Linked DNA regions of Homo sapiens: regions 2, 3, 4, 5, 6 and 7 are each linked to region 1. Evidence: chromatin contacts called from ENCODE Hi-C or POLR2A ChIA-PET data. All regions are on one chromosome and are shown on one strand. Each heading gives the region's core, a stretch centred on a gene start or an enhancer-like site at or near the end of the contact. The rest is flanking DNA. Distances are from core to core; before and after follow the strand shown.

Region 1 (3,770 bases), core at 1,267-3,766:
ATTCTTGCTCTGTTGCCCAGGCTGGAGTGCAGTGGCGCGATCTCGGCTTACTGCAAGCTCCACCTCCGGGGTTCACACCATTCTCCTGCCTCAGCCTCCCAAGTAGCTGGGACTACAGGTGCCCGCCACCACGCCCGGCTAATTTTTTTTTGTATTTTTTAGTAGAGATGGGGTTTCACCGTGTTAGCCAGAATGGTCTCAATCTCCTGACCTCGTGATCCGCGCACCCTGGCCTCCCAAAGTGCTGGGATTACAGGTGGGAGCCACCGGGCCCGGACTCAAAAACATGTTATCTTAAGGTATTGGAATGGGTAGTGTGGACTACACATTGTGAATATACTTACGGCCACGGGGTTGTACATTGCAAAATGGCTAGAATGGTAAATGTGAGGCATATTTTAAAGATTTTTATGTACACACACACACACATTACCTCCGGTAAAAAAGGAAAAGTGTTCGTACAATGACAATTTTTTTACTCGAGTGCCTCCCCACTTTACCATATAAAAAGACAACGTAAGCCGGGCGCGGTGGCTCACGCCTGTAATCCCAGCACTTTGGGAGGCCGAGGCGGGTGGATCACGAGGTCAGGAGATCAAGACCATCCTGGCTAACATGGTGAAACCCCGTCTCCACTAAAAATACCAAAAAAAAAAAATTAGCCGGGCGTGGTGGCGGGCGCCTGTAGTCCCAGCTACTTGGGCGGCTGAGGTAGAAGAATGGTGTGAACCCGGGAGGCGGAGCTTGCAGTGAGCGGAGATCGTGCCACTGCACTCCAGCCTGGCGACAGAGCAAGACTCCGTCTCAAAAAAAAAAAAAAAAAAAAAAAAAAAAAGACAAAGTAGAGTTTGGAGTCAGAAAGTCAGGCCTGACTGAGATTGCAGTGAGCCGGAACCGCGCCATTGCACGCCAGCCTGGGTGACAGAGGGAGCCTCTGTCTCAAAAAAAAAAAAATAATAATTTTTTTTTTTGCATTTTGTTGAGATATATTCAAATATGCTACAGAAATGATCCCTTCAGAAACTCAGTTTTTACAAAAATTAGTGGGCATAGTGGTGGGTCCCTGTAATCCCAGCTATTTGGGAGGCTGAGGAGGGAGAATCGCTTGAACCCAGGAGGCACAGGTTGCAGTGATCGGAGATTGCGCCACTGCACTCCAGTCTGGCGACTGGAGAGCAAGACTACATCTCCAAAAAAAAAAAAAAAAAAAAAAAAAGTCAGTTTGAAGTTGGTCTTAGTTTGTCCCTCTCAAGTTTGTAGAGAGAGCCCAGGCAGCTCCCTCAGCCCAGACAGAGAGGACGGAACCAAGTTCAGAGGCACCAGGAGCCTGGAGTCCTGAAGCTGTGCAAAGTTGGGCACAGCCCTGAGTCTGGGGGGTTGGGGAGGGCAGGGGCTGTGACTTACTTGCGGAGGGGGAGGGCCTCCTCTCAGGAGCCACAGCAGGGACTGCTGCACCGGGAGGTCCAGGTCAGCATGTCCTGGAAGCAGAACTGCTGGCGCCTAGGCGTGCCCTCTCGGTGCCCTCAGCTCGGCCTCCTGTCTGGAGGGAGCGCACAGGCTTCTCTTCCAAAAGTACTTTTTCTATCCTTTCCAGTGGGTTTTACCAAGGGTTCTGACGGGCGGGTAGGTACGAGGTTCTGTGCCACATGGGAGTGTTAACAAACGTAATTTTATTCCAAAAGATTCCAATTCTTTTCCACTTCCAATTGAATAACTTAGATAACAGCTCATATCCCCGCCAACTTTATTTTTATTTATTTATTTATTTTGAGACGGAATCTTGCTCTGTGGCCCAAGCTGGAGTGCAGTGGCACAATCTCGGCTCACTGCAGCCTCCACCTCCCAGATTCCAGCGATTCTTCTGCCTCAGCCTCCCAGGCATAGGCACGCACCACCACGCCCAGCTAATTTTTTTCTTTTGTATTTTTCAGTACAGATAGGGTTTCATCATGTTGGCCAGGCTGATCTCGAACTCCTGACCTCAGGTGATCCGCCCGCCTCTGCCTCTTAAAGTGCTAGGATTACAGGCGTGAGCCACCGCGCCCGGCCTCCGCCAACTTTAAAAACAGAAACTTTTATCTCATGACGAACGAACCCAGGTAGAGCGGCAAGGTTCTGTTTCGAAACTTGGGTTCTAAACACAAACCGAGCGTCGACAGACGTGGTTCTCCGACAGCACCCCGCGAGCGCGGACCCCCGCGGGTCCTGACCCCACGCCCGCCCTCCCTCGGCGCCGCCCGCTCACCTGCGCCCGCGTCCGGCTCCACCAGCACCCGCTGGCTCCCGAAGCGCCGCGCGCCGTCTCCGCCGCCGGCCGCCCGCTCCGTCCGCCCGAGGGCCGCGCCCGGGAGCCGGGCCCCTGCGAAGGCAGCGTGGGGGAGCCCGTTAGTTCCCGGTCCTGGCCCCGGCCCCGGCCCGATCCCTGCCCACCCCGGGTTTCGCACCCGCGCGGAGCAGAACGCGCGCCGGGACTCGCACAGAAGCCACCAGCGCCATCTTGACCGCAACGCGCGGGATAAAGGTCGCGGGCTGAGCTCGCCTCCTGGGGAGGGGGCGGAGCCCCCCCAACTAGGTCCCGCCCCGTTCCCAGAGGCTGGTCAACGCCTCCACCTACCGGCCGAAACAGCCGCTCGCCGCCCTCCGGCTTCACCCCGGGCAGCCGCGCGCTTCCGGGGCAGGCACCTGGATCTGGGCCAGGGCTGGCCTACAAGGAGGCGCAGGCCCACTGCTGAAGCAGCCACGACCAGCTCAGCGCCAGGGCAGGCTCTTCTACAGCGCGGGACACTGTAGGCAAGAGGCTGCCGGTGTTCGTGACCGCGAGCTCTCGGCCGGGCCCAGCTACTGCAGTATCGGCGCTGGAAAGGCGATCAAAGCACGGAACCCCTCCCGAGGGGGCCGTCAGGGAGGCCAGGGGCTGCCTGGGGTGAGCCCGGCCTCCTGCCCCTTTGGGAACAGGATCAGAGCTGCAGGTTTAGTCACCGAAATGGGGGTGGGGGCAGCAGAACCCAGCGGTAAGAACAGGCCACCCGCCTTGCTCAGCACAAGGGCAAGTGCACAAAGGCCGGACCGCAGTGGCACCTTTTTATTTGCAGAGAAATGCCGAAAGATAAGAATACAGTCTGTTCCCGCTGGGCCGTAAGCGGCAGCTCGGGAGTGGGCCTTTGTACTGTCTGGTGTGGGGTTTTGGTCAGACCACTGGGAGCACTGGGCAGTAAGGTCCCAGCTGTGTTGGGTGGTCTCAACTTTTGTTCTCATCTTAAGCATTTCCAATTCTTCCTTGTGTCCCAAACCAATTTTTGAGGTGGAAAAATGGCCACTTAACGGAGGAGGAAGCAAGCCTGGCATGGTGACACACACCTGTAACCCCAGTGACTCAGGACCAGCTGGGTAACATAGCAACAACTTGTTGCTACAAAAAATTCTTAAAAATTAGCTCCTGCTGCTGGGCGCGGTGGCTCATGCCTGTAATCCCAGCACTTTGGGGGCCAAGGTGGGCAAATCATGAGGTCAGGAGTTTGAGACCAGCCGGGCCAATATGATGAAACGCCGTCTCTACTAGAAATACAAAAAATTAGCTGGGCATGGTGGCAGGTGCCTGTAATTCCAGCTACTCAGGAGGCTGAGGCAGGAAAATCACTTGAACCCAGGAGGCAGAGGTTGTAGTGAGCCAATATTGCGCCACTGCACTCCAACCCAGGCAACAGAGACTGTCTCAAAAAAAAAATTAAAAAATTAAAAAAAAATTAGCCCCTGCTACTCTGGACACTGAA
Region 2 (3,896 bases), core at 1,233-3,732, 730 kb after region 1:
GCCCGGCAGGCTGGGAACATGGAGCCCCAGCTCATTTGTAGGAAGGAGGCTCCACACTGGGAGAGGGCAACCAAGAAGGCCAGAGGCTCCTGCCCAACCCAGCGACCTGCTCCTAAAGCAATAGCAGCACTCAGAGAGGTGCCCCGCTGTCCTGCCCCCAGTTCCACAGCATGGCTCAGACAGAGATTTAGCCTAGGGGTAGACGTAGGTCATAAATAGAGCTCTCCCCACCCACCAACCCCCTGAAAATTGGCTTGATTTGAAACAGTGCGTAGGGAAGTTCAAGTTTAAAGGGGCTGTCAAAATCAGTGGAAGTTTTGGTGGTGCGCCATTAAGAAGAGACTGGTACCCGCATTAGGGCAACCAGCTGAACCATAGGCCAGCTAGTTTACCACAGAGAAGTGGAGAAAGAGCTAGCTAGGAAGAGCCTGCCTGCTGTCAGAACAAACCTCACTGACCTCAAAAGCCACCCTGTCAAAGGAGCTCAAAATTAATTGGATCTGGCCAGGCACAGTGGCTCATGCCTGTAATCCCAGCATTTTAGGAGGCTGAGGTGAGTAAATCACCTGAGGTGAGGAGTTCGAGTCCAGCCTGGCCAACATGGTGAAACCCCATCTCTACTAAAAATACAAAAATTAGCTGGGTGTGGTGGTGCATGCCTGTAGTCCCAGCTACTCGGGAGGCTGAGGCAGGGGAATTGCTTGAACCTGGGAGGCAGAGATTACAGTGAGCCAAGATCATGCCACTGCACTCCAGCCTGGGCAACAGAGCGAGACTCTGTCTCAAAAAAAAAAAAAAATTTAATTGGATTGGACCGTGGAACACTTTATGCCCCAAGGTATTGTTTGTTTGTTTGTTTTTGAGACAGGGTCTCACTCTGTTGCCCAGGCTGGAGTGCAGTGGTATGATCTCGGCCCACTGCAGCCTCCGACTCCCAGGTTCAAGTAATTCTCTTGCCTCAGCCTCCTGAGTAGCTGGGATTACAGGCGTGTGCCAACACACTAGAATAATTTTTATATTTTTAGTAGAGATGTGGTTTCACCATGTTGGTGAGGCTGGTGCACCAAAGTATTATAAAAAACAATAGAGCGGCTGGGTGTGGTGGCTCACGCCTGTAATCCCAGCACTTCGGGAGGCAAGGTGGGTGGATCACTTGAGGTCAAGACTTCGAGACCAGCCTGGCCTACATGGTGAAACCCCATCTCTACTAAAGATACAAATTTTTGCCGGGCGTGCTGGTGCATGCCTGTAGTCCCAGCTACTCAGAGGCTGAGGCAGGAGAAATGCTTGAACCCAGGAGGTGGAAGTTGCGGTGAGCCGAGATTGCGGCATTGCACTCCAACTGGGCGACAAGAGCAAAACTCCATCTCAAAAAAATATACATAATAGTAAATAAAAAATTAAAAAGAGCAGTCTCCAGTACCTGAGGGAGTACAGGGGTGAGGGGAGCGATGCTACCTGGGCCTGGCTGGCAGGCTGCCCTCCATCTTGTGGAGACTCTTCCTCTGACTCTAACTACCTCAGAGTCCCAGCCCAGGGTTTCTCCAAGTCAGGAGCCAGGGTGTTGGGATCCTGGAGGTCACTGGTCACAAGCACAGCCTCCAGGCCCAACCCTGGCACACTCGGGGACCTGGGCCTGTGCATCTTAACCCAGTTCTCCCACCGTCCCTGCCCTACGACTTACGTTCTAGCATGACTGGCCTGGCCCAACAGCCTCAGTGGTGGGACGGGGGAGGCAGGAGCAGGGGCTCCCACGTGAATCCAGGGTGTCCCTGAGCTAAGGCCAGGCGGGGGTGACCTCCGCAGCTTCCGGGGCCCTGGGCGATCGGGCCGTCTCGCCTCACCCTCTCACCAGGCCCGACACATCTGCTGGCCACCTTTCCCGGTAGACGGTAAGTTCCTCCCAGGCAGGGCCGCGGCTGACTTCACTCCGTGGGTGTGGGGAAGCCCTGGCGAACAGAGCAGTGGACGGGCTGTCACGAGGGAAGAGGGGCTGTTGCAGAAGAAGAGAGGCTGTCCCGGGGCAGGGGCTGTCACGGAGGAAGGACTGTCACGGGGAGGGCGGCGGCGCGGGGTTGATGGACAGCAGGCGGGGTCTCCGGGAGGGGCGAGTAGGGCGGGACCGCCGCTGGGAAGGGGCTCGAGGCAAGGGAACCAGGAATTGGGGAGGACGGGAGGCAGGGGCTCGCGGGGGCGGGCCTGAGGGGACGCGAGCGGGCCGCCGGGGAGGCCTGAGGGGCAGGGGTAACGCAGACCTGGCGAGGCGGAGGGGAGCGGCGAGGTGGCCACGCCGAGGCCCCTCACGGCGGGGTCTGGGCTCACCTGGGGCGACTGGGCGGGGCGCGGGTCCGCGAGGGCCCAGATTCCGGGTCCGCGGAGGCCACGGGACCCCTCGGGTGGCTCAGCGGGCCGGAGTCTGCCGTCGACTGTTCCGGACGCCCGGGCGGAGGACTCCCGTGAGGGGGAACGGCCCGTGAACGCGCGCGGAGCTGCTCGCGCCAAAAATTCCAAACCGGCCTCGAGGCTCCTCCCCCTCCCCAGTGCAGCCCGTCAGGGGTGCCCGGGCTCCGAGGCTCCGCCCCTCGTGCTGCGTGCGCGCCGCCGAGCCGCCCCGCCGCTCACTGCGCAGGCGCACAGGATTCTCCGCGCTGGCCCGGGGCGTGGGTGGCGGCCTGGTTCTGAGTCGCTGCGCGGGGCTTCAGCCGCCCAGTCCCTGGGACGCCCACTGCCCTCCAGGCCTCGCACCCGACACCCACCGCCCTCGCTGGGCTGGCGTAGTGTTTGGGTCCATAAAAGGGACCGCCATCCCGGTGCTCGGAGCAGGCGTAGCCCCAGGGTTACTCCGGGTAGGACCAGGAAGTCCCTACGGCCTCCTGGGTCCCGGCACCCCCCTTCTCACTCCGGCCGTGTTCTGAACCAGGGTCGCGGTGGGAGGCCAGACGCACGACCCCCAACCCCTAGCGCACGGCTTCGGGAGCCAGAAAAAGCCGCCTCTTCCAGGAAGCTCTCCAGATAGGCAGGACTCTGCTTGGCCTGACCTCGCCTGCCTGCAGCTTCCCTGCCAACAGGCCTCAGATACTTTTTTTTTTTTTTTTAGACAGGGTCTCACTGTCACCAAGGCTGGAATGCAGTGGTGCAGTCCCCAGGTTCAGGCGGTTCTCCCAACCTCAGCCTGCCGAGTATGTGAGATCACAGGCGCGCGCCACCGCACTCGGCTCATGTATTTTATTTTTAGACAGGGTCTCATTCTGTTGTCCAGGCTGGAGTGCAGTGGGGCGATCTCGACTCACTGTAACTTCCGCCTCCCCCGCTCAAGCGTTCCTCCCACCTCAGCCTCCTGAGTAGCTGGGACCACAGGCGCGCGCCACCACACCCAACTAATTTTTGCATTTTTTTGTAGAGACGGTGTTTTACCATGTTGGCCAAGCTAGTGTCGAACTTCTGACCTCAAGCGATCCGCCCGCCTCGGCCTCCCAGAAGGCTGGGATTACAGGCGTGAGCCACCGCGATTGGCCGCAGGATCATAGTTCACTGCAGCCTCGAGCAGCCACTTCCGGGGCAGCTCCTCCATTCTCTGAGTTTGAGACTTGCTCTCAGCTCAGATCCCTTCAGCGCTCTCCTGGCTGAACGACCTTGGGAATGCACTGAGCCTTTCTGAGCTTCGGATTAGTCTCCTCTCCTGGAAAAAAAAAAACAGCTGAGGACGCTGGGATGATCCCCTAAAGTGATTAGCAGGGGCCCTCGCGGAGCAAGTCGGGCTAGGGATTGTTCCTTCCCTCACCGAGGGGCTCTTTATCTGTTTAACTGGGTGGGAGGAGTACGCTTCCGGCCAACCCTCCCCCAAACGCTGGCCTTCTCACTCTCACCTCTCCTTCCGCCTTATTTTTGCTATTGCC
Region 3 (4,237 bases), core at 102-2,601, 900 kb before region 1:
TGGAGGATAAGGAGGATTCTCTGGGCAGTGGTGCCCTGATAATGAATGGCACCCCACACACCGGCCCTGATAGAACAGCGATCCCATTCTGCCTCTACTGCAACTCCACAGGCCGAAAACCTGAAGTGACAGTTGGGGCTGGAACCGTGGTCTGTCTGAACTGTTCCCCTGTCCGTCCCTTATGCTCCTCCTGGGGTCTGTCGGCAGGAAACATGATGCTGGGAGCATAGCAGGAACAGCAGGCCGCCGGGTCACACTGCTGTGGGGCCCCTGGACTCACCTACGATGCAGAAGGTGGCAGCAAACGCTTCCACGCAGGAAAGTCTGTAGGGCCGGCCATAGTTCACGGGGTTGGCGGCCACCAGGTAGGGCAACAGGCGCAAGTGGCTCCCTCGCATCTTCCCAAACGGTGTCTCGTCCAGCCTGGCCCAGGAGCAGTCGATGACGGCGACCCCAGACTGCGCCACCAGCTGTCTGCCAGGGACAGCATGGGATAAGTTCAGGAGCCAGCACTACCCAAGGTGGAGCATGCCCCGGAGAATGGCCTAGCTAAGGGATTCAGGGACATCATTCCGCCATCCCCAAACACCCTCAAACGGACTTCACGAGCAAGCTTTTGAGGCAGCTGCTTGGGGCACCTGGAGCATGTGTTTATTCACTCAACAAACGTTTATTACCCCAAAACCTCCTTTATCCCAGGCTCTGCGCTACGCAACGGAGGCAAACTAGACAGACGTTCCCTGCCCACGTGGGTGTGGATGTGGGTGCGACATACAAGTGCCACTAAACCATCCCTGAAGGGAACCACGCGCTGGAAATGAAGACGACCTCGGGCAGGCCTCCCGCGCCTACCTGTCTGCGGGGGACGCGTACTGCTTGCCCACGGGGCTCAGCACCAGACCGCCGAATCTGTGGCCCAGGCGCAGGCAGCGCACCAGCCCCAGGCGGGCCAGCTTGCGGCCCGTGCAGCGCCGGGGGTCGCAGTGGCCCAACTCCCACATGGCCAGCGTGCAGGGCAGCGCCGCCGGGCCCGGGCCGCCCTCGCCGTCAGCCGCCCCTGGCTCCACGGAAGCTGCACGAGAGAGAGAAGGGCACTCGGCCTCAGCGTGGGACCCCCGGGCAGGCCCTCAAACCCTGACCCGCTCTCCCCATCACGCCTCGCTCACCCTGCAGCGCGGCGCCGACCTCCTCGGCGAAGGCCTCCAGGGAGCGCGTCGGGAGGTGCCGAGGGCGGCCGCCTTCCGCCCCCGGCCCGCGCGCTGCCCTCCTGCGGCCCATGGCGCGGACCTGGGGTGCCGGGGACTCCCCACCCCACGGCCGCGCCCCTCGGCCTCCCAATGGGCTGTGCGGCTGCCAGCGCTTGCGCCGGACGCCACTTCCGGTCCCCGTGGTCACGTGACCGTCACTTCACGTGACCGCGCGGCGGCCGCTGCGGCGCGATGGCGGCGGGGCTGGCGCGGCTCCTGTTGCTCCTCGGGCTCTCGGCCGGCGGTGAGTGGCCCGGCCGTCCGCGTCCCCAGGCCCCGCGCGCGCTCTGCACCCCGGCCTCCCCGCTCACGGTCTCGCTCCCCGTAGGGCCCGCGCCGGCAGGTGCAGCGAAGATGAAGGTGGTGGAGGAGCCCAACGCGTTTGGGTGAGCAGCCTCGCGGGCTGGCGGCTCGAGCGGGGGACGGCCCGGGCCCGTTCCCCGCTGACCTTGCCGCTTCCCGTAGGGTGAACAACCCGTTCTTGCCTCAGGCCAGTCGCCTCCAGGCCAAGAGGGATCCTTCACCCGTGTCTGGTGAGTGAGGAGCGCTGTTGGCCGGCGCGGGGGTGGCCGCGGGGAGCAGCAACAGTGGAGGATGGATGAGTGACCCTGAGAGTTACGGCCCGGAGTCTAAAGCATTGGTTTGTCAGCCTTCTAAAATTAATGTGGAAGTACGAGAGAATATACCAGAACGTTCTTGTAGCGAATTAAATTATCTCCAGACTTAGTCCTTCCTTTCCTTTCCGAGAGGTAACTGCTGTTAATAGTCTGGTGACTTTGCAGACGCGTTTCTGTGCTTTTACGTGCGTGTCTATGCAACTGGAAAACGTATAGTTTTTGTAATCTAATCGCTTTTTTAAAAAATCATGCTGCGCGAGTATTTGGCTGATTTGTCGTTGTCACTCGCTGTATCTCTCGGGACGCTTCATGGTGATGATATAGGTCTTCGTTCTTTCTCTTGGTGCTCAGCACGCGATAGGATGGCACTGCACTCCCCGATTGTATTTAGGTTCTTGCCATTTTTTTGGCCATTAGAAATAGTTCTGTGGAGAACATGCTGTGTAGGTGCTTTGGTTTGCCCTCAGGTGAGCGGTTTCCCAGTGCAGGATTCCAGAAGTGGAATTGGTGGGTCATGAGTATATATATCATTTAAACGCTGAATGAGTATTAAATATAATAGACAAAAATCCAAGAATTTTTTTTTTTTTTTTTTTGAGACAAGAGTCTCGCTCTGTCGCCCAGGCTGGAGTGCAGTGGCACGATCTCGGCTCACTGCAACCTCCGCCTCCCAGGTTCAAGCGATCCTCATGCCTCAGCCTCCCGAGTAGCTGGGATCACAGGCATGCATCACCATCACGCCCAGCAAATTTTTGTATTTTTAGTAGAGATAGGGTTTATTTCACCGTATTGACCAGGCGGGTCTCGAACTCCTGACCTCAAGTGATCCGCCCATCTCGGCCTCCAAAAGTGCTGGGATTATAGGCGTGAGCCACCGCGCCCAGCTTTAGTAATTTTATTATCGAATACCTTTATGTGTTAGGGTCTGTGCTGGGGTTGCAGAAACGAACACAGATATACCAATGCTTGTCCTCATGGAGCTGACAGTCTAATGGGGAGGGATGGAGGAACAGGCACTGAGCCTGTAGAATTAGATAAAATACATAGAATGGCCAATGATGAAAAATGCCATGTAGATGTGTGAAGCAGAGGAGGGAGTGTGTGTATGTGTGTTAGAGTATTGTTTGGGGGATCGCTTTTTTTATTTTTTAGAGACGGGGTCTTGCTCTCTCACTCGGGCTGGAGTGCAGTAGTGCAATCATAGCTCACTGCATCCTTGAACTCCTGGGCTGAAGCAATCCACCAACCTCAGCTTCCTGAGTAGCTGGGACTACAGGTGCACGCCACCATGCCCGGCAAATGTTAAGTGTTCTTGTAGAGATGGAAGTCTCACTATGTTGCCCAGGCTGGCCCCAAACTCCCAGCGTCAAGCAATCCTCCTGTCTTGGTGGGGATTGCTTTAAATAGGGTGCTGAGGAAAAGTCTAAGAAGTGACATTTCAGCCAAAAGCTAAAGGAGAAAAGGGAGTAAAGCTGTGGCTATTTGGGGAAAGGGATCCAGGAAAGGGAGTGGCCAAAGGCCTTGAGCAGGACAGCCAGGGCCAGAGGGGATTCAGCTGGGGTAGCCACAGATCAGAGATAAAGGGGATCAGATGGTGCCGCACCGTGTTGGTAGGTTTGGTGGACTTTGACTCCAAACACATCTTTTTAAGTTTTTTGTTGTGTGGCTGGGCGTGATGGCGCACCTGGGGTTAGGCTCACTTCCCTGCGGCTCAGAAGCCATGGGATGGTGGCTTCCCAGGGCCTGAAGTGCTGGAGTCGGGCCACCACCTATCCCAAGAAGCTGGGGAGGAGGCAGGCCACTGTGTAACAGCGCAGTTCCCGACCGAACCCCTTCCAGTAGGAGAGAGGCAGCCTTGGCTAATGGGACCACGTCTTTTTGGAGGTGAGAGTCCTGGAAAGAAAACAGAATATGCTGGTCGTGGTGGTGCGTGCATGTTGCTCGGGAGCCTGAGGTGTGACGATCGCTTGAGGTCAGGAGTTCGAGACCAGCCTGGCCAACATGGTGAAACCCCGTCTCTACTAAAAAAAACCACAAAAACAAAAGTTAGCCGGGCATAGTGGTATCCTCCTGTAATCCCAGCTGCTTGGGAGGCCGAGGCTGGAGAATTGCTTGAATCCAGGAGGCGGAGGCTGCGGTGAGCTGAGATCATGCCCCTGCACTCCAGCCTGGGTGACAGAGCAAGACTTCGTCTCAAAAAAAAAAAAAAAAAAAAAAAACCCATAAAAATTTAGAAAAGAATACCTCTTCTAGTTTTCCCACCCCCATCCCCACATCAGGGCCAGTCAGGTTCACATGTGCATTTGGTTCATTATGTGTCTTTAGTGTTTTAATTTGGAACAGTTCTCTTCCCACCTTTGGATGTAAGTGGCA
Region 4 (3,965 bases), core at 381-2,880, 660 kb after region 1:
GAGCGCAGCTCACTGCAGCCTCCAGCTCCCAAGCTCAAGTGATCCTTCCACCTCAGCCTCCTGAGTAGCTGGGACTACAGCGCATCACCACATCCAGCTAATTTTCTCTTGTTCCTCTTTTCTTTTTTTCTGTAGAGAAAGAGTCTCACTATGTTGCCTAGGCTGATCTCAAACTCCTGGGCTCAAACGATGCTCCTGTCTCAGCCTCCCAAAGTGCTGGGATTACAAGCAAGAGTCACTGTACCCGGCCAACATGGATGAACTTTGAAAGTGCTATGCTAAGGCTAGGCGAAAGAAGTCAGTCACAAGAGACCACATATTTGTTGCATGATTTCATTTATATGAAATATGCAGAATACGCAAATCTATAAAGACAGAAAATAGATCATATTACTTAGGGCTGGGGTGATTAGCAAATTGGAGGGTGGTGGCTAAAGGTTTCTTCTTGGAGTGATGAAAGGTTTTAAAACTGACTATGGTGCTGTTTGCACAACTCTCTGACTATACTACATATCATTTAATTGTACACTTTAAATGGGAGAAATGCATGGTATGTGAATTATATTTCAATAAAGATCTTACCAAAAAATAGTAAGCTGATTGTGTTAACATAGTTTTATGAAAAAGTACAATATTTTCCCAAAGAAATTTAGTGAGACGAGTGACATAGTTATACATTTTTGCAAATATCTTTGTTGCGGGCTTAAAAGAAGACTACTGGCTCTCATACCTGCTTCTACATTCAATGTGTTACATCACACGTCATGCAGACTTTGTAATACTATGTAATATTTCTGCTTTTTTTTTTTTAGACACAGTCTCACTCTGTCGCCCAGGCTGGAGTGCAGTGGCGCCGTCTCGGCTCACTGCAACCTCCGCCTCCCGGGTTCAAGTTATTCTCCTGCCTCAGCCTCCCGAGTAGCTGGGATTACAGGCGCCCAGTACCACGCCCGACTAATGTTCGTATTTTTAGTAGAAACGGGGTTTCACCATGTTGGCCACGCTGTTCTCGAACTCCTGACCTCAGGTGATCCACCCGCCTCGGCCTCCCAAAGTGCTGGGATTACAGGCGTGAGCCACCGCGCCCGGCCCAGGTATTTTTTTGTCGTTGTTGGCTTTCTGATGTAAGAAACAACTGTCCCTTCTCCCCCGTTGACTTATTTCCTTCAGTTTGGACTCATATCGTAGTCAAGGTTATAATCCGTTGCTATCGCTGTTTATTTGAATCTCACACTGGTTCCGCTCTGGGGTAGGGTCACTGGGGGCGTCAATGAGATGCATGAGAATCGCCTTCCCACGGGGTCAGGAAACTGACAGGCCCAAGAGTGCATCTCAGCAAACGCTCCGTTTCCTGCGGGCAGCCTCAGATACTGGGGACCGTCCTGGGGTCTCAATTAAGCGCCCCCTACCCCAGCCCCTTTACGCCAAGAGCGTCCTGTTCAGCTCCCCCATCCTAGCTCCGCCCCTGGACGCCGCCGTCCAATCTCGGGATGGCCCCGCCTTTTCCGTGAGTTACGTCCCCGCCCCCATGCGCTGACAGGCCAGGCCTGCGGCTCGGCGCCGCGCAGGGAAGACCCGGAGCAGCGGTTTACCTAAGGAACGGGCCGCGCGGTCTTGCTGCGCATGCTCTGAAGTAGCGCGCCTGAGCGTTCCGCAAGGCCGGCTCCCCGGCGGGGTCGCGCGCGCGGTCACGGGGCTCGCTCCCGAGGGGCAGGTCGGGGCTGGGAGCTGGTGCCCGGGTCGGGGTGGCGGCGGCGGCCTGGGTCGCGGGGTCGACGCTCGCTGCTGCAGCGGCAGAGGCTGAAGGATCCGCCGCGGCGCTGTCGCGGGAGAGGGAGGGCCCCGCTGCCGTCGGTGAGGACAGGCCCCTGCGGGCGGGGAATGTCCCGCGTCCCCGGCGTGGACGCGCCCGCAGCCCGGCTCTCCCGGGGGTCCCGAGGGTTGCGGGTGCTGGGGAGGGGTCTGCGTCCCGGCGCTCAGGCCGCCTCCTGTGGGGTCTCCCGCGATTCCCTCCTTGCTCCTCGCCCCTCCATCCCCACCCCCCCGTCCCCTGGCCTAAGCCCGACACCCCCACATCAAGGATCCCCGCACTCGTCCGCCGTTTCCTGGCGGTGTCTGCCCCGCCCAGCGCTGCCTTCCTGGACCCGCAGCATCAGCCCCGTCCCACGGTTGCAGCTCGGGCGGTCCCAGTGACCTTGCACTTTTGCGGGTCGGGACGCACCCCGCTCCCGCTTCTGACCCTATAGATCTCCGGTGACGGCTTTCGAACTTTGTTGACCCACAGCCGACACTGAGAAATGCCTTTTACGCGTGTACTCTGTGCCTGTGGGTCTGGATGACTGAAGCACAAGTTTAAAGGGAGACGCTTGTTTAAGCTCACATGACGCAGCTGGATCTGTTCGGATTAAATTCCGTTCCATTCTCTTCCACCCCGTTCCAAAAGGCTGCTGCTAACCCATGGAGCCTGCACATAACGGGTCTGACGTAGTTGAAACCCTCGCTCTAAACCCTGCCTGTTGTTCCTTTATTCCTTGTACTGGAAGCTGAACTCCCATAGTCAGATAATCATGTGCAAACTCCAATTCCAACGAAATGGCTTATTTTTATTTGCATATTTCTGCTTTCCAAGGGCCAATATGATTTCCAGGGCTTGATCTAGATTTTCTCGTGTGATTATATCATGTTTCTCTTGTTCCTTTCCCAAGTGCTACTGGCGGGACGTGTGGAAGGAACAAGGCTGAGGTTGGGGCTAGATTGCGGAGTGTTTATGACGCCCAGCTGATGATGCACTAAGGCTGGAGATGGAGATGATTTAATTGGGGAGAGACATGCTGAAAGTTAAGCTTTAGGAAGAGTGACCTGTCAGCACCCTATGTGGAGAATTGGAGTGGCTGCTTGCCAAAGCTGGCAAGATCGTTCAGAGGCTTTGGCTTGGGCTAAAGAGGTCGTGGTAAGGGATCATGTCCTGAGTTGGTGGGAGTGGGAAGGAGAGGGAAGATGGGTATATCAGGCATAGAGGGAGAGAGATTTGAGGATGCATTAGGCTGTGGGAAGGAGTAAATAAACTTATATTATGATGGAGGGTGACTGGGGAATACCGGGCTGGGGGGGTCTCATTGGCCAAGCTCTCCCTTTCTGTGCGCTCTAATTTCTAAGTTGCTTTGGAGCTGTGGCTCTTGGGCAATTCTGCACCCCAGGGAACGTTCTGCAGTGTTGGTGGTCACAACGTGTGGTAGGGCATGACAGTGGGATCTGGCAGGTAGAGACCGGGGTTGCTGCTGAACACCCCACGCTGAACAGGACAGCCTCCCACAGCAGAATCATCCGGCCCAAAATGCCAACGGTGCTGAGATTGTGAAGTTCATTTTTAGAGTAAATTTTAATTATCTGGGCATCTCTGCCACCTTCAACCTCTTCAGGAGGAATGTCTGTGTGCACCCACTGAGCCTGTGATGTCACCATAGTGGTTCATGTCTGAGGCAAGTGCACCTCCAACGCTCATGGTTCAGTTGCGGGTAGGTGGGAGGTGGGTAGACACTGGAGTCATCCAGGAGCTTTAAAAAAAAATTTTTTTAGTAGAAATGGTGGGGGCGAGGGGCAGGTCTCACTATGTTGCCTAGGCTGGTCTCGAACTCCTGGGCTCAAACAATTCTCTCACCTGAGCCTCCCAAACTGCTGAGATGACAGGTGTGAGCCACCGTGCCACCGGCCCATTCAGAAGCTTTTTAAACAGAGGGCCTTCCCTCCTCCCGCTCCTATCACTCAGGACCCCTACTGCACCTGGATGCTGAACACCTTGTTCTTGTCTAATGGTCGACAGTTCATGGAATAATTTCACCTGCAGTATTTCATTTGCCACTTTACTTTCTTCACAGGTGAAACCAGCCCAGAGAAGTTACGGGATTTGCCCCCGGGGCTCCTGCCCAGCAAGCCAGCGCCGTGACCCAGGTGTGGGGGATGATGGT
Region 5 (3,909 bases), core at 48-2,547, 640 kb before region 1:
TTTCTAGTTTCGGAGCGGAGGGCGTGGGTCAAGCGTTTCTGGGAAAGTCGATGCGCTCGGCAGTGTCCTGAGGTGTTGGGTGACTGAGGGCCTGTTCCATCGCCGGGCCCCGGACTCCACAGAGCCAAGCGAGGCAGGGAGCGCCCCCAAGAAAGCAGCTGGCGGCCGGACGCGGGGCTCGCGCTTGGGCTTCCAGCTCTTGGGGGCTGGGGCGGGCGGATCGTTGGAGCCCAGGAGTTCGAGACCAGCCTTGGCAACAAGGCGAGATCCTGTCTCTAAAAAATTACAAAAATTAGCCGGGCGCGGTGGCGCCTCTAGTCTCGGCTACAGGAGGCTGAGGGAGGAGAATCGCCTGAGCCCCGGGAGGCGGAGACTGCAGCGAGCCGAGATCGGGCCACTGCACTCCAGCCTGGGCGACAGAGCGAGTCAAAAAAAAAAAAAAAGAAAAGAAAAAGAAACACTGGAATTTGAGCCGGGCGCGGTGGCTCACGCCTGCAAACCCAGTACTTTGGGAGGCTGAGACGAGCGGATCACTTGAGGTCAGGAGTTCGAGACTAGCTTGGCCAACATGGTGAAACCCCGTATGTACTAAAAACACACAAATTAGCGAGTATGGTGGCGCGCGCCTGTAATTCCAACTACTCGGGAGGCTGAGGCAGGAGAATCGCTTGAACCTGGGAGGCGGAGCTTGCAGTGAGCCAAGATTGCGCCACTGCACTCCAGCCTGGGCGACAGAGCGAAACTCCGTCTCAAAAAAAAAAAAAAAGAAAGAAAGAAACACTGGAATTTGAAAAACACCCCTCTGCTTTCTTGCTATGAAGAAAATGACCAAGTGCCCAGCGCCGCTCGGCTACGCTAACGTAGCGCAGAAGCACATACTCCACCCAGGAAAGGGTGCGCTTAACTGCCTCAGACGTGCTTCCACACTTCTCAGAACTCAGGTTCGCGCCCGATTCCACACTCCGAGCTACCACGCCGTTTTCTTCTCACGTATCCGTCAACACTGCTGCGGCCAATCACAGCACGGGCCCTGGCCTATTGGCTGTCTGTCCACCAATCCAAAGAGACGCACAGTCCGCAAGGTCGCGAGGCTGGCGTCACAACACTACTGGCGCCGCGGGCTCGCCCCCGACGCCCACCGGGCTCGTACGTGCGAGCGCGCCCGCCCAGCGCTAGCCAATGGGAGCGCCGTTTTGGGGAGACGGGCCCGAAGAAACATTGGGGGTGCTCGCCCCCGCGTTCGTCGCCCCGCCCCGCGCGCCCGCGCACCCCGGCCCCGCCCCCGCGCGCCGTCCGTGAGGTCCCCACCGGCCGCCGTAGCCGGAACTGCTGCTGAGGGCGGCGGGCCGGCTTCGCTAGGGTGAGTGGCGGCAGTATCTGCGTCCGCAGCCCCCGCAGCCGCGCGCCGGCCCGCGGAGGGGACGTGCCGGGGCTAGCGCCGCTCGACCAGTCGCTTCCGAGGCGGACGACCAGCCCGGCGTTGCGGCCTCCCTGCAGCCGGCGCTCGGGGGCCGGGGCTGCCCGGCCCGGCTGGTTCTGCGGGCACCCGGGGAGGCCCCGGGAAGCCAGGCTGCCGCCCGGCGTTGATGAAAAAGGTGACCAAGGCTGGGCGGCGGGGCTGTCATGGCGAGGCCCGGCCGGGGGGTCCTGTCGGGCGGCGCGGGAGAGCGCGGGGGGGGCGTCGCTTCCACAGCGCCCGGTACAGCCACAACTGGCCTCAGGGCGAGGAGGCTTCTGCGTCCCCATCCCGAGACGCGAGCCGGTGCGGAGCGGGACGGGGCTGGAGGAGACTGCGCCTCCGAGAAAAGTCCGGTCTCGTTGGAGGTTCTCGCGAAAAGGAGGCCATCCCCCTGCTTGTTGGCCCTTAGGGTAAAGTCTGGACGGCGTCGGTCCTTTCAGTGGCGAAAAGCGCTTCCCCGTGCTCGGTCGGCGTCTTGGGTGTGGAGCCCGGCGAGCGGGCGAGTTCACTCTGGTGGCCGAGTTTGTTTTGCTTGGGTCCCGGGTGGCCTGCGGGCGGACAGGTCCCTGGGCAGCGGGGTTCTCAGCCCGAGACGAGGTCTTTGGGGGTTTAGGTTTCTTGAGTGGAAAGAGGTGGGTTGAGGGGGAAGAGTGGGAAGTCTTGCCACGAAATCCCTTAAGTTGGGGTGTTTGTCGTGGGTGGTTTTGTTCTTTGGCAGAGTTTTTTTTAAAACTAGCATGAACTCGAGATTCCCTAGACCAATTCCGACAGGAGAAAACGGCCACGGATCCTTGTGTGATCTGCACCTCAGGGTGGGGGCATCATTGCGACTTTGAAGCCATTTCCCGATCTCTCGGAAAGAGAGGTCCTCGCCCGCGTCCCTGTATTTCGTGGTTGGTGTTGGTGCCTCGATCGTGTGTTCCTTTGAAGTGGAAATGCCCCCGTTCTCAACAGTTGAGTTGAACGCAGGGTCAGTATCTGCTGAGGAATCTAATCTTCAGCGTTTTTGCTTCCTCACACGTGCCCGTCCCGGACTGTTTCTGGGCTGCAGCTCTTGCTGTGTACCTGATTGTCTGAGTTTATTTTTGAGTGGCTCTGCTTTCTGGGCTGCAGCATTTTTAGTCACTGCACTTTGTTGTTGACATTTTACAGGGCGGTGGGTAGCAAAGTTGATGCAATAATTTTATTAATTGTTGCCAAGAGTTTTAACACCATTGTCTTCTACCGCTTCTTGCACCTGGACCCGGACATAACTGGGCTGTCACTTTCCCGGGTGGTTCCAACCTGTTCCATGCAACAGGCTCCTTTGTTGCAAAAGCATTTTTAACTAGTAAATCCCCGCAGCAGCTCACATTTCCCACCCTGGGAAGAAGATTCCCAGAGACCCGGAGCTGATTATTCTTTATGTGTGTTTTAAAATAAGCAGGCGGGCCGGCGGCATTGGGCCACCATGGAGTTCCCCGTGCGGGCAGGCGAGCCCGCGCTTCTCCCGTCCCGGGGTGGATCCGGCCTCCTCTGTCCTCCTCCAGGGCCAGCTCTGGGGGCCGGCGCGTGGGGCAGGTGCGCGGGGCCCGGGAGCCCCGCGCCTTTCGGGGGGCGGGGAGGGGGTGGGACGAGGGGCTAGGGCTGGGGCTGCGGCCCGGCCGGCCGAGGCGGCGCAGGGAGCGAGGCCGGCGCGCAGGGCCAGGCCATGAGCCGCGGCCCCGCCGGGTAGGTGGCTGTGGGCGGGGCAGCGGCCCGGACCCGCAACCGTGCCCAGACCCGCGCCCGCGCCGGGGCTCCCATAGACCCCGGGGCCGGGGCCGGGGCCGGGGCCGGGCAGGGTCCGCCGAGCTGTCGCGCCCTCCCGCCGCCGGCCCGGGCGTCTGGACGCGAGCCTCGGCCAGGGGGCGTCCGGGGAGGCCCGGGAGGGTCCCGGGCTGGTGGGCAGGGCCGGGGGCGGCGGCGTGGGGGCGGCAGGGGCCGCGGCGGGCTCGGGCGGGCTCGGGCGGGCCGGGCCGAGCCGCCGAGAGGGGATTTGGAACAAACAACGGCGGCCATGTTGAGAGCGCGTCGGGGCCGCTAAACTTCCCGGCCTGCGCCCGCCTCACCGGCCGCCTCCCCTCTCCCGGCCGCAGGATGACAGTGAAGTTGGGCGACGGCGGCAGCGGGGAGGACGGGCTCAAGAAGCTGGGCAAGCGGGCGGCCGATGAGGAGTCCCTGGAAGGAGAAGGGGCCGGCGGCGCAGACGCGGCCGAGGAGAGCAGCGGCACAAAGAGGGACGAGAAGACCCCCCGGGCCGGCGCCGACGGCCCCCCCGCGCCCCCCGGCGCGCCGCAGGCGCCGTCCCCGCCGCAGGGCAGCCCCCAGGACCAGCACCACTTCCTCCGGTCCAGCGTGCGGCCGCAGAGCAAGAGGCCCAGGAAGGATCCTCCGAGCGCTGTGGGGAGCGGCAACGCCGGTGGCTCGGG
Region 6 (3,660 bases), core at 1,121-3,620, 940 kb before region 1:
CCAGGCCAGGCCCCCGCTGGTCTTGGTGGGACAGGGCTGTGCATGGCTTCCAGGGACTGGATTCTGGGGGAGGCTGCCCCTGCTGCCCTGGACCCACATCCCCACGGCTGCGCCTCCCAGGCAGGCAGACCCAGGGTGTGTGGCTGCCCCTCCTGCTGCAGGTGCCTGACAGGGAAATGCCCGCTGGGGACCCTGTGGGAGGTGGTGGGGGAATGAGTGAGGGAGGGAGGGAGTGAATGAGTGAAGGAGGGAATGAGTGAGTGAGGGAGGGAATTAATGCATGAGTGAGGGAGGGAATGAATGAATGAGGGAGGAAGGGAATGAGTGAGGGAGGGAATGAATGAGTGAGGGAGGGAATGAGTGAGGGAGGGAATGAATGAGGGAGGGAATGAATGAATGAGGGAGAGAGGGAGGGAATGAGGGAGGGAGGCAATGAGTGAGGGATGGAATAAATGAGTAAGGGAGGGAATGAGTGAGGGAGGGAGGGAATGAATGAATGAGGGAGGGAGTGAATGAATGAGTGAGGGAGGAAGTGAATGAGGGAGGAAGGGAATGAGTGAGGGATGGAATGAATAAGGGAGAGAATCAGTGAGGGAGGGAGGGAATGAATGAGTGAGGGAGGGAATGAGTGAGGGAGGCAGGGAATGAATGAGGGAGGGTGGGAATGAATGAGGGAGGGAATGAATGAATGAGGGAGGGAATGAATGAATGAGGGAGGGAGGGAATGAGGGAGGGAGGGAATGAATGAATGAGGGAGGGAATGAACGAATGAGGGAGGGAATGAATGAGGGAGGAATGAGTAAGTGAGGGAGGGAATGAGTTTGTGAGAGTGGGAATGAGTGAGGGAGGGAGGGAATGAATGAATGAGAGAGGAAATGAGTGAGGGAGGGAATGAGTGAGGGAAGGAATGAATGAGTGATGGAGGGAATGAATGAATCAGTGAGGGAGGGAATCAGTGAGGGAGGGAATGAGTGAGTGAGGGAGGGAGGGAATGAATGAGAGAGGGAATGAGTGAGGGAGGGAAGGAATGAATGAGGGTGGGAATGAATGAATGAGGGCGGGAATGAATGAATGAGGGCGGGAATGAGTGAGAGTGAGAATGAGTGAGTGAGGGAGGGAATGAATGAGTGAGGGAGGGAATGAGTGAGGGAGGGAATGAGTGAGTGAGGGAGGGAATGAGTGAGGGAGGGAATGAGTGAGTGAGGGAGGGAATGAGTGAGTGGGAATGAATGAGTAAGTGAGGGAGGGAATGAGTGAGTGAGGGTGGCAATGAATGAGTAAGTGAGGGAGGGAATGCGTGAGAGAGGGAAGGAATGATTGAGTGATGGAGGGATCGAATGAATGAGGGAGGGAGGGAATTAGTGAGGGAGGGAGGGAATTAGTGAGTGAGGGAGGGAATGACGGAGTAGGGGAGGGAATGAATGAATGAGTGAGGGAGGGAATGAATGAATGTGGTCACTCCCCGCGGTCCCCAAGCACCCGGACACCGTGACCTTGGCTGCGGCCCCGCCGTCGGCGAAATGCGGGCGGGGGGGCCGGGAGAGCCCGGGGGCCAGCACGGTCGCGCGTTGGCGAACGGACTGTCCCGCGCGCTCGCGGGTCTGGGGGCCTCCCGACCCGGTCCTGCTTGTTGCGTGGGCGGGAGGGGGGACCGGAAGCGCCCCTCCCCCACGGGCTCGCCCCGCCCCCGCCGCTCGCGGTCCCCCACGTCCCGCCCGCGCCCCGGCCCAGGGCCAGCCCCCGGTTTAGGGAGCATCCACACTTCTCCTCCCGTCGGTCATGCTCGCATTCGGCCTTTTGTACGGGGTCAGCTCATTGGGCGGATGAGAAGGTGTCCCCGCCTACCGCCCCGAACTGGCCAATTGCAAGGGGTTTCACAGGGCGCTGAACTCGCGGGAGCGTCACCGTCCTGCGACGCTTCAGAGGATCCTTAGGCCTCAGTGGTCTTTGACCCCCGGCCCCAGGACCTGACCCCAAGGAAACCTCCGGGACCTGTGGCTGGAGAGGTGACCGCCAGGCATCCGGGGAGCCTTTGGAGATCTCGGCTTCCTTTTTCCCCCGCTGCTTGCCGGCGTGTCCTCGGGTGGACGCGGGCAGCCCGAAGGGGAGTTTACAGACGCTCCCTCACATCGGGGACGCGGCTCCTTTAAGGGCGTAGGTGTCCAGGGCGCCGCCTGACTGGAAAGTCGCCCCCCGGCCGGGCTCCTGGGGCGGACCCGGGGCGCGGGCGCGCGGCGGCGGGGCGCGGGCAACGGGGAGCGCTCGGCGGCGCGGGAGGCGCTCGGGGCCGGGCGGCAGGAGCGGCGCGCGAGGCAGGCGTGCAGAGGGCAGCCCCGCGTTAGGCCCCGCCCCGCGCGCCCCGCCCGCGCCAGGGTCCTCGGAGCTGCTCTGGCTGCGCGCGGAGCGGGCTCCGGAGGGAAGTCCCGAGACAAAGGGAAGCGCCGCCGCCGCCGCCCCGCTCGGTCCTCCACCTGTCCGCTACGCTCGCCGGGGCTGCGGCCGCCCGAGGTGAGCGCGTGCGGGGGCCGGGCCGGGGCCGCGGGGCGGGGGTCGGGCCGAGGCCTCTACTCCTGTTGGGCCCGGGCCCCCGACTGCCCCGCGCCCCGCCCCGCCGAGCCGGGCCCCGCGCCGCGGCCGAGCTTTCCGGGGAGCCCGAGAGGCCCCGCGCTCGGCGCCGGCTCGGTCCGCGCTGCTGGCGCCGCTGGGCTGCGGCCCGAGCGGCCGGGCCGCCGCAGGCCTTCGGGGCCGGGGCTCCCCCACTTCGCCCCCGAGGTGCGCCTGGCGCGGGGCCGGGGCAGCCACCTGCAGCCGGGGCCCCGCGAGGCCGCGCCTTCCTCCTGCGCGGGGAGCGGCTTCCGGGGTCACGGTCGCCCCGCGGACGGATAGGATGGGCCGCGGGGGGAGAGTCTTGGATTGCAACATCGCTGGCTCGCGGGGGTGGGGGCCGGCGAGCGGGCTTGTTTTCGGTGCCTTAAAACCAAAACAAGTGTAAGTTTTCTTGTGCCTCTGAAGATGCTCCGCTGGCGCTTGCTGGGGCCCTGAACGTGAGCGCCTCGCTGGAGGGGGAGTTTTATTCTGTTTTGGACATCTCTTTTTATCGGTTGAATAGTAGTTGGTTCTGGTAGTTAACGTGCGTAGGAGGAATGTAAGGGAATGATTAGTTGGGCTTGTGATCGTGGCCTGTAGTCACGCTTGAATCGCAGAATGAAGTGGTTTTGTTTGTATAATTGGAAGTTACGCTTAGTTTCTCTGTTTGCAAAGTGCCTGTCTTTGGGGAGTTCGGTTTGTTTCCTTTTACAGGACCTACCCCAAGTGTTTCTTGCTCTTCAAGAAACGTTGCCTTTGGGTAGAGAACCTATGCAACGGAAGACGGGACGGATCCTCAGTTTGCCCTGATTGCTCATTCAGAGAGGTCCGTTCCCTAGGCCACTGGGTGATTGCTGGTGTGCGCTTGTATGGTGTCTCAGGGTTTGGGATCTTGCTTCAGAAACATTCTCGGGGCCTGGGGCAGATCAGGTGCGGCCAGGTAAGCGTCTCCCGACTGCAGGTGCTTGGGTCTTGCAGAAGGGAATACCTCCCCAAGCCTGGGAGAGTTTGCATTTGGGTGCAGGAGGGCCTTTAAAGGCTTCTTGTGCCAGCCTGTCGTGGCGACCACCCGTT
Region 7 (3,671 bases), core at 645-3,144, 770 kb after region 1:
AGGCTGACTTGGGGGGCAGACTTGACACTAGGCCCCACTCACTCAGATGTCCTGAAATTCCACCACGGGGGTCACCCTGGGGGGTTAGGGACCTATTTTTAACACTAGGGGGCTGGCCCACTAGGAGGGCTGGCCCTAAGATACAGACCCCCCCAACTCCCCAAAGCGGGGAGGAGATATTTATTTTGGGGAGAGTTTGGAGGGGAGGGAGAATTTATTAATAAAAGAATCTTTAACTTTAAATGGTTTGGAGAGGCAGTGATCCCCGACTGACTCCCCTGAGCTGGAGGGAGGGAGTGAGTCAGCCAGCCGCGGGGGCGGGGGTGAGGCTCTGACTCACACATTCTCAATGCCTGGAACTCAGCCGGCAAGGACCTGGCTGGCCCTAACAGTTTTCCAGGGAAGATCTTGAGGAGAAACCCCAGCATCCCGCGCCTCTGCCCTCTCCACCATCCCCAAAAGCCCCAGGTTCCAGACTGAAGCCTTCCTTTGCTCAGCAATCTTTATTCAGTTCTTCTTGGGGGTGGGATGCCTCCCTTCCCATGCTCCCACCCCTCCCATCCCAGAACTCCGTTGGGCTCAGTGTCCTCTGTTGAGGGAAGGTCTTGGTGCCCAGATGCCTACTCTGCAGGAGAGGGAGGAACCTTGTCCCTTTGCGGGAGTCGCTGGTCTCTTCTGTTGTGGGGAAGAAGGAAGGTGGGAGGGGCACTGTCCACCAGCACTCAGAGCTCCATTATGTCCCCAGCTGGGGTTGCAGGGTAGGGGGGACTGGGGGTGTCCCCCAGCCTCAGCAGACGGAGGGCCTCAGGGATGAGGCTGCCAGGATAGCGCCAGAGAAGCAGCTCAGAGCAAGGGCTCCTAGAAGAGGAAATGACTGTCAGGGCATGGAGCTGAGGCTGGCCTAGCTGAGCACCTCCCACCAGGTCCAGGTCCCCAGGGGCTCCTGGGTTCCCAGCACTTTCCAAAGAGCCAAGATGGGAAACAACCCAGAGGTCAGCTAGAGCTAAAAATGGCACGATGAGGCAGGGCCTGAGGTCAGCTGTGAGGACCGCCTGTGATTCTGCAGAAGGCCTGGCCAGTGGAGGAACCTACCTGAGTGGGGGCAGGGCTGGGGAGAAGGTCATGGGGGGGCTGCAGTAGGGGTGGTCATTGTGCAGGCTGAGTTGAGAGAAGTGGGTGGCCATGTTCTCCTCAGACAGAAACTGCTTGCGCAGAGGCTCCCTGGGGAGAGATGGCAGAGAGGCAGGCTGGGATACTGACACAGGAGGCAGCCTGTTGGGGACCAGAGGTGACAGAGATCTTGTTGGGAGTCCCTCCCTGCCCCCAAACTCACTGCTCCTCCTCCAGGCGCCGCTTGGTGCTCATGGGCACAGCTCCTCGGAGAGGGGAGCTGGGAAAAAAAGAGAGCCTGGTGCACCCCACCCTCTTGGCCCCTTCCCAAGGATCTGCCCGCCTAAGCCTGCAGCATCAGCCAGGAGCCCCAAGCCCATTCCTGTCTCAGCTGGTGCCGGTCCCCGCTCTCCTGGACCATCCAGCAGGGTACCTCGGAAGTCTCGACCCTCAGCCGCAGCCCCAGTCCCATCTCAGCTCACGCCTAAGCCCCGCCGATTCGCCCCACCCCGTATTCATCCTGCAGACCAGTCCTGAGCACCCAGCCAAAGCTCCTGCGGCCCTTGGTCAGGCCCACCCTGGTCCCCTACACGCACCTGGCGTCCAGGCCCCAAGTCACCCCCAAGGCGGCCCGCGGGAGGCGCTGGGCCCCTCCCTGGGGGCCTCGCTGCAAGGGCTGCTGCAGGATCATTGGGTTTTGGGGTCCTGCGGGTGGGATCTGGGCGACAGGGGAGGAGTCTCTGAGGGCGTGGCCAAGAGAGGATGGGCGTGGCTTTAGGCGGGCACAGCCGCGAGGTTCTGCGCGGGCGCGGAAGACGGGCGGCGCGTGGCGGAAGGCAGGCTTGCTCCTCGGGGTGGGGGAGGGTATCCGGCTTAAGGGGGCTGCGGTGGACACCACTTCTTAATGTCGGGGGTCTTCGCGGCGCTCACCTCGGCTCCTAGGGTTCGGGACGGTACGCACCAGCCACCTTCGCGCCGAAGGCGGTAGGGCGCCACGGAGAGGAACCGCTCTAGGCACGTAAGGCCTCGTGAGGTTGCGTCGCGCGCGGAGCACTCTGGGACTTGTAGTTCTGGAGATGGAGCGAGCTGTGCCGCTCGCGGTGCCTCTGGGTCAGGTGAGACGGACGTGGTGCGCGTTGCCTTCTGGGGTTTGTAGTTCACGCATGGCTGGGACGGGGCGGGCAGGGAATCGTGCCCTGAGCCCTGTTTTGCCTGGGCTATTTGTGGGACTCAGACTCTGACCAGGGGGGCGGGATAGTAACCCAGAAGTGCTTCAGGGGCTTAACGCAAGTCAGAGAGTAGGAATTATAAATCAGTACGTTTTTCTATGTTGGGGTAGTAGAGGTACTTTTTTTTTTTTTTTAATTTTCTAGTTCTTGCAAAGCACTTTTTTTTTTTTTTTGAGACAGAGTCTCACTCTGTCACCTAGGCTAGAGTGCAGTGGCGCGATCTCAGCTCACTGCAACCTCCGCCTCCCAGGTTCAAGCGATTCTCCTGCCTCAGCCCTCCAAGTAGCTGGGACTATAGGCGTGTGCCACCATGCCCAGCTAATTTTCGTGTTTTTAGTAGAGACAGGGTTTCACCATGTTGACCAGGCTGGTCTCGAACTCCTGACCTCAGGTAATCTGCCTGCCTTGGCTTCTCAAAGTGCTAGGATTACAGGTGTGAGCCACCACGCCCGGCCAAATTTTTTTTTTTTTTTTTTTTTTGAGATGGAATTTCACTCTTGTTGCCCAAGCTGGAGTGCAGTGGCTCCATCTGGGTTCACCGCAACCTCCGCCTCCCAGATTCAAGCAATTCTCCTGCCTCAGCCTCCTGAGTAGCTGAGATTACAGGCATGCGCCACCACTCCCAGCTAATTTTGCATTTTTAGCAGAGACAGGGTTTCTCCATGTTGGTCAGGCTGGTCTTGAACTCCTGACCTCAGGTGGTCCACCTGCCTTGGCCTGCCAAAGTGCTGGGATTACAGGCGTGAGCCACTGCGCCCGGCCCCACATTTTTAAATTTTTTTTGAGACAGAGTCTCACTATGTTGCCCAGGCTGCTCTCAAACTCCTGGCCTCCCAGAGCGCTGGATTACAGGCATGAACCACCACACCCGGCTTAAGCACTGAGTGACAGCCCCATGTAAAGCTCTTGTCTATACACTAGCTCATCTAATTGTGATGGAATCTTCTGTGAGCTCCATTTGTCAGTTGAGGAAGCTGGCAGGAGAGGCCTGGGTGCTTGCTCAGAGGTCCCTGAGGCATCACCTCAACTCTCCCCTTCTTCAGTGTCTTCTTGGAGCCACCCATGGGACTGCATGGGCAGGTGCTGGCTTGGGGCGGGGCCGCCTCAAAAGAAGGCTGAGAAGTCAGGACAGTGGGAGGCCTGGCAGGTTTTGGGGGAAGCAGGGAGGAATCTGTGGATGGGAGGTTTCATACGTCCCAGGCAGGCCTCATCCAGTCTTTCCCTGCAGACAGAGGTGTTCCAGGCCTTGCAGCGGCTCCATATGACCATCTTCTCCCAGAGCGTCTCACCATGTGGGAAGTTTCTGGCGGCTGGCAACAATTACGGGCAGAT

Evidence for each region. A loop is a pair of places that touch in the nucleus more often than their neighbours do. ChIA-PET counts read pairs that join two places held with the same protein, here RNA polymerase II (POLR2A). Pooled maps may share reads with other maps.
Region 2: a pooled map shows a loop between it and region 1 (5-fold over the local background). The contact joins the promoter of PKMYT1 here to the promoter of ECI1 in region 1. A Hi-C loop is called at or near these places in 1 of 168 maps with a recorded cell type or tissue (transverse colon) and 6 of 50 pooled maps. POLR2A ChIA-PET finds 5 or more read pairs at or near these places in 3 of 52 experiments (GM10248, Panc1 and RWPE1).
Region 3: a pooled map shows a loop between it and region 1 (4-fold over the local background). The contact joins the promoter of TSR3 here to the promoter of ECI1 in region 1. A Hi-C loop is called at or near these places in 2 of 50 pooled maps. POLR2A ChIA-PET finds 5 or more read pairs at or near these places in 2 of 52 experiments (WTC11 and activated CD8-positive, alpha-beta memory T cell).
Region 4: a loop to region 1 is called in a pooled map, with 4 times the contacts of the local background. The contact joins the promoter of FLYWCH1 here to the promoter of ECI1 in region 1. A Hi-C loop is called at or near these places in 1 of 37 single-sample maps with no recorded cell type and 9 of 50 pooled maps. POLR2A ChIA-PET finds 5 or more read pairs at or near these places in 3 of 52 experiments (HCT116, RWPE1 and activated CD4-positive, alpha-beta T cell).
Region 5: a loop to region 1 is called in a pooled map, with 6 times the contacts of the local background. The contact joins the promoter of CRAMP1 here to the promoter of ECI1 in region 1. A Hi-C loop is called at or near these places in 2 of 168 maps with a recorded cell type or tissue (CD4-positive, alpha-beta memory T cell and naive thymus-derived CD4-positive, alpha-beta T cell), 1 of 37 single-sample maps with no recorded cell type and 10 of 50 pooled maps.
Region 6: a pooled map shows a loop between it and region 1 (7-fold over the local background). The contact joins the promoter of UBE2I here to the promoter of ECI1 in region 1. A Hi-C loop is called at or near these places in 2 of 168 maps with a recorded cell type or tissue (CD8-positive, alpha-beta T cell and sigmoid colon) and 9 of 50 pooled maps.
Region 7: a loop to region 1 is called in a pooled map, with 6 times the contacts of the local background. The contact joins the promoter of THOC6 here to the promoter of ECI1 in region 1. A Hi-C loop is called at or near these places in 1 of 168 maps with a recorded cell type or tissue (ascending aorta) and 10 of 50 pooled maps. POLR2A ChIA-PET finds 5 or more read pairs at or near these places in 1 of 52 experiments (WTC11).

What each region holds. Positions count from the first base shown.
Region 1 is chr16:2,249,071-2,252,840 of GRCh38, forward strand. ECI1 (enoyl-CoA delta isomerase 1) reads right to left here and starts at 2,517. Exons shown (of 7, transcript NM_001919.4): 1 at 2,445-2,517; 2 at 2,246-2,359. The coding sequence starts at 2,496. It overlaps LOC107984839 (a long non-coding RNA gene), which reads left to right and starts at 2,600. Exons shown (of 2, transcript XR_001752052.2): 1 at 2,600-2,923. RefSeq lists enhancers at 1,849-1,978, 2,909-2,968 and a silencer at 2,189-2,658.
Region 2 is chr16:2,977,964-2,981,859 of GRCh38, forward strand. It overlaps PKMYT1 (protein kinase, membrane associated tyrosine/threonine 1), which reads right to left and starts at 2,483. Exons shown (of 9, transcript NM_004203.5): 1 at 2,323-2,483; 2 at 1,685-1,949. The coding sequence starts at 1,694. RefSeq lists enhancers at 1,173-2,049, 2,050-2,925, 2,926-3,802 and silencers at 2,217-2,446, 2,457-2,816.
Region 3 is chr16:1,350,527-1,354,763 of GRCh38, forward strand. TSR3 (TSR3 ribosome maturation factor) reads right to left here and starts at 1,352. Exons shown (of 6, transcript NM_001001410.3): 1 at 1,167-1,352; 2 at 853-1,072; 3 at 281-474. The coding sequence starts at 1,278. GNPTG (N-acetylglucosamine-1-phosphate transferase subunit gamma) reads left to right here and starts at 1,405. Exons shown (of 11, transcript NM_032520.5): 1 at 1,405-1,491; 2 at 1,576-1,633; 3 at 1,713-1,780. The coding sequence starts at 1,440. RefSeq lists a silencer at 930-1,629.
Region 4 is chr16:2,910,301-2,914,265 of GRCh38, forward strand. It overlaps FLYWCH1 (FLYWCH-type zinc finger 1), which reads left to right and starts at 1,631. Exons shown (of 10, transcript NM_001308068.2): 1 at 1,631-1,854; 2 at 3,876-3,965. RefSeq lists silencers at 1,382-1,441, 1,492-1,801, 1,822-1,971, 2,002-2,101, 2,075-2,264.
Region 5 is chr16:1,611,063-1,614,971 of GRCh38, forward strand. It overlaps CRAMP1 (cramped chromatin regulator 1), which reads left to right and starts at 1,298. Exons shown (of 21, transcript NM_020825.4): 1 at 1,298-1,595; 2 at 3,577-3,909. The coding sequence starts at 3,578. IFT140 (intraflagellar transport 140) reads right to left here and starts at 1,010. Exons shown (of 31, transcript NM_014714.4): 1 at 906-1,010. RefSeq lists enhancers at 745-804, 1,193-1,693, 1,694-2,194 and silencers at 955-1,484, 1,505-1,624, 1,655-1,814.
Region 6 is chr16:1,307,266-1,310,925 of GRCh38, forward strand. UBE2I (ubiquitin conjugating enzyme E2 I) reads left to right here and starts at 2,371. Exons shown (of 7, transcript NM_003345.5): 1 at 2,371-2,508. RefSeq lists silencers at 1,440-1,729, 2,220-2,519, 2,720-2,909 and enhancers at 1,940-2,179, 2,881-3,492.
Region 7 is chr16:3,022,141-3,025,811 of GRCh38, forward strand. It overlaps THOC6 (THO complex subunit 6), which reads left to right and starts at 1,895. Exons shown (of 13, transcript NM_024339.5): 1 at 1,895-2,225; 2 at 3,568-3,671. The coding sequence starts at 2,187. It overlaps HCFC1R1 (host cell factor C1 regulator 1), which reads right to left and starts at 1,802. Exons shown (of 4, transcript NM_017885.4): 1 at 1,707-1,802; 2 at 1,334-1,390; 3 at 1,093-1,221; 4 at 485-858. The coding sequence starts at 1,801. The coding sequence ends at 723. It overlaps TNFRSF12A (TNF receptor superfamily member 12A), which reads left to right. Exons shown (of 4, transcript NM_016639.3): 4 at 1-243. RefSeq lists enhancers at 1,148-1,247, 1,230-1,874, 1,875-2,518, 1,908-2,217 and a silencer at 1,638-1,837.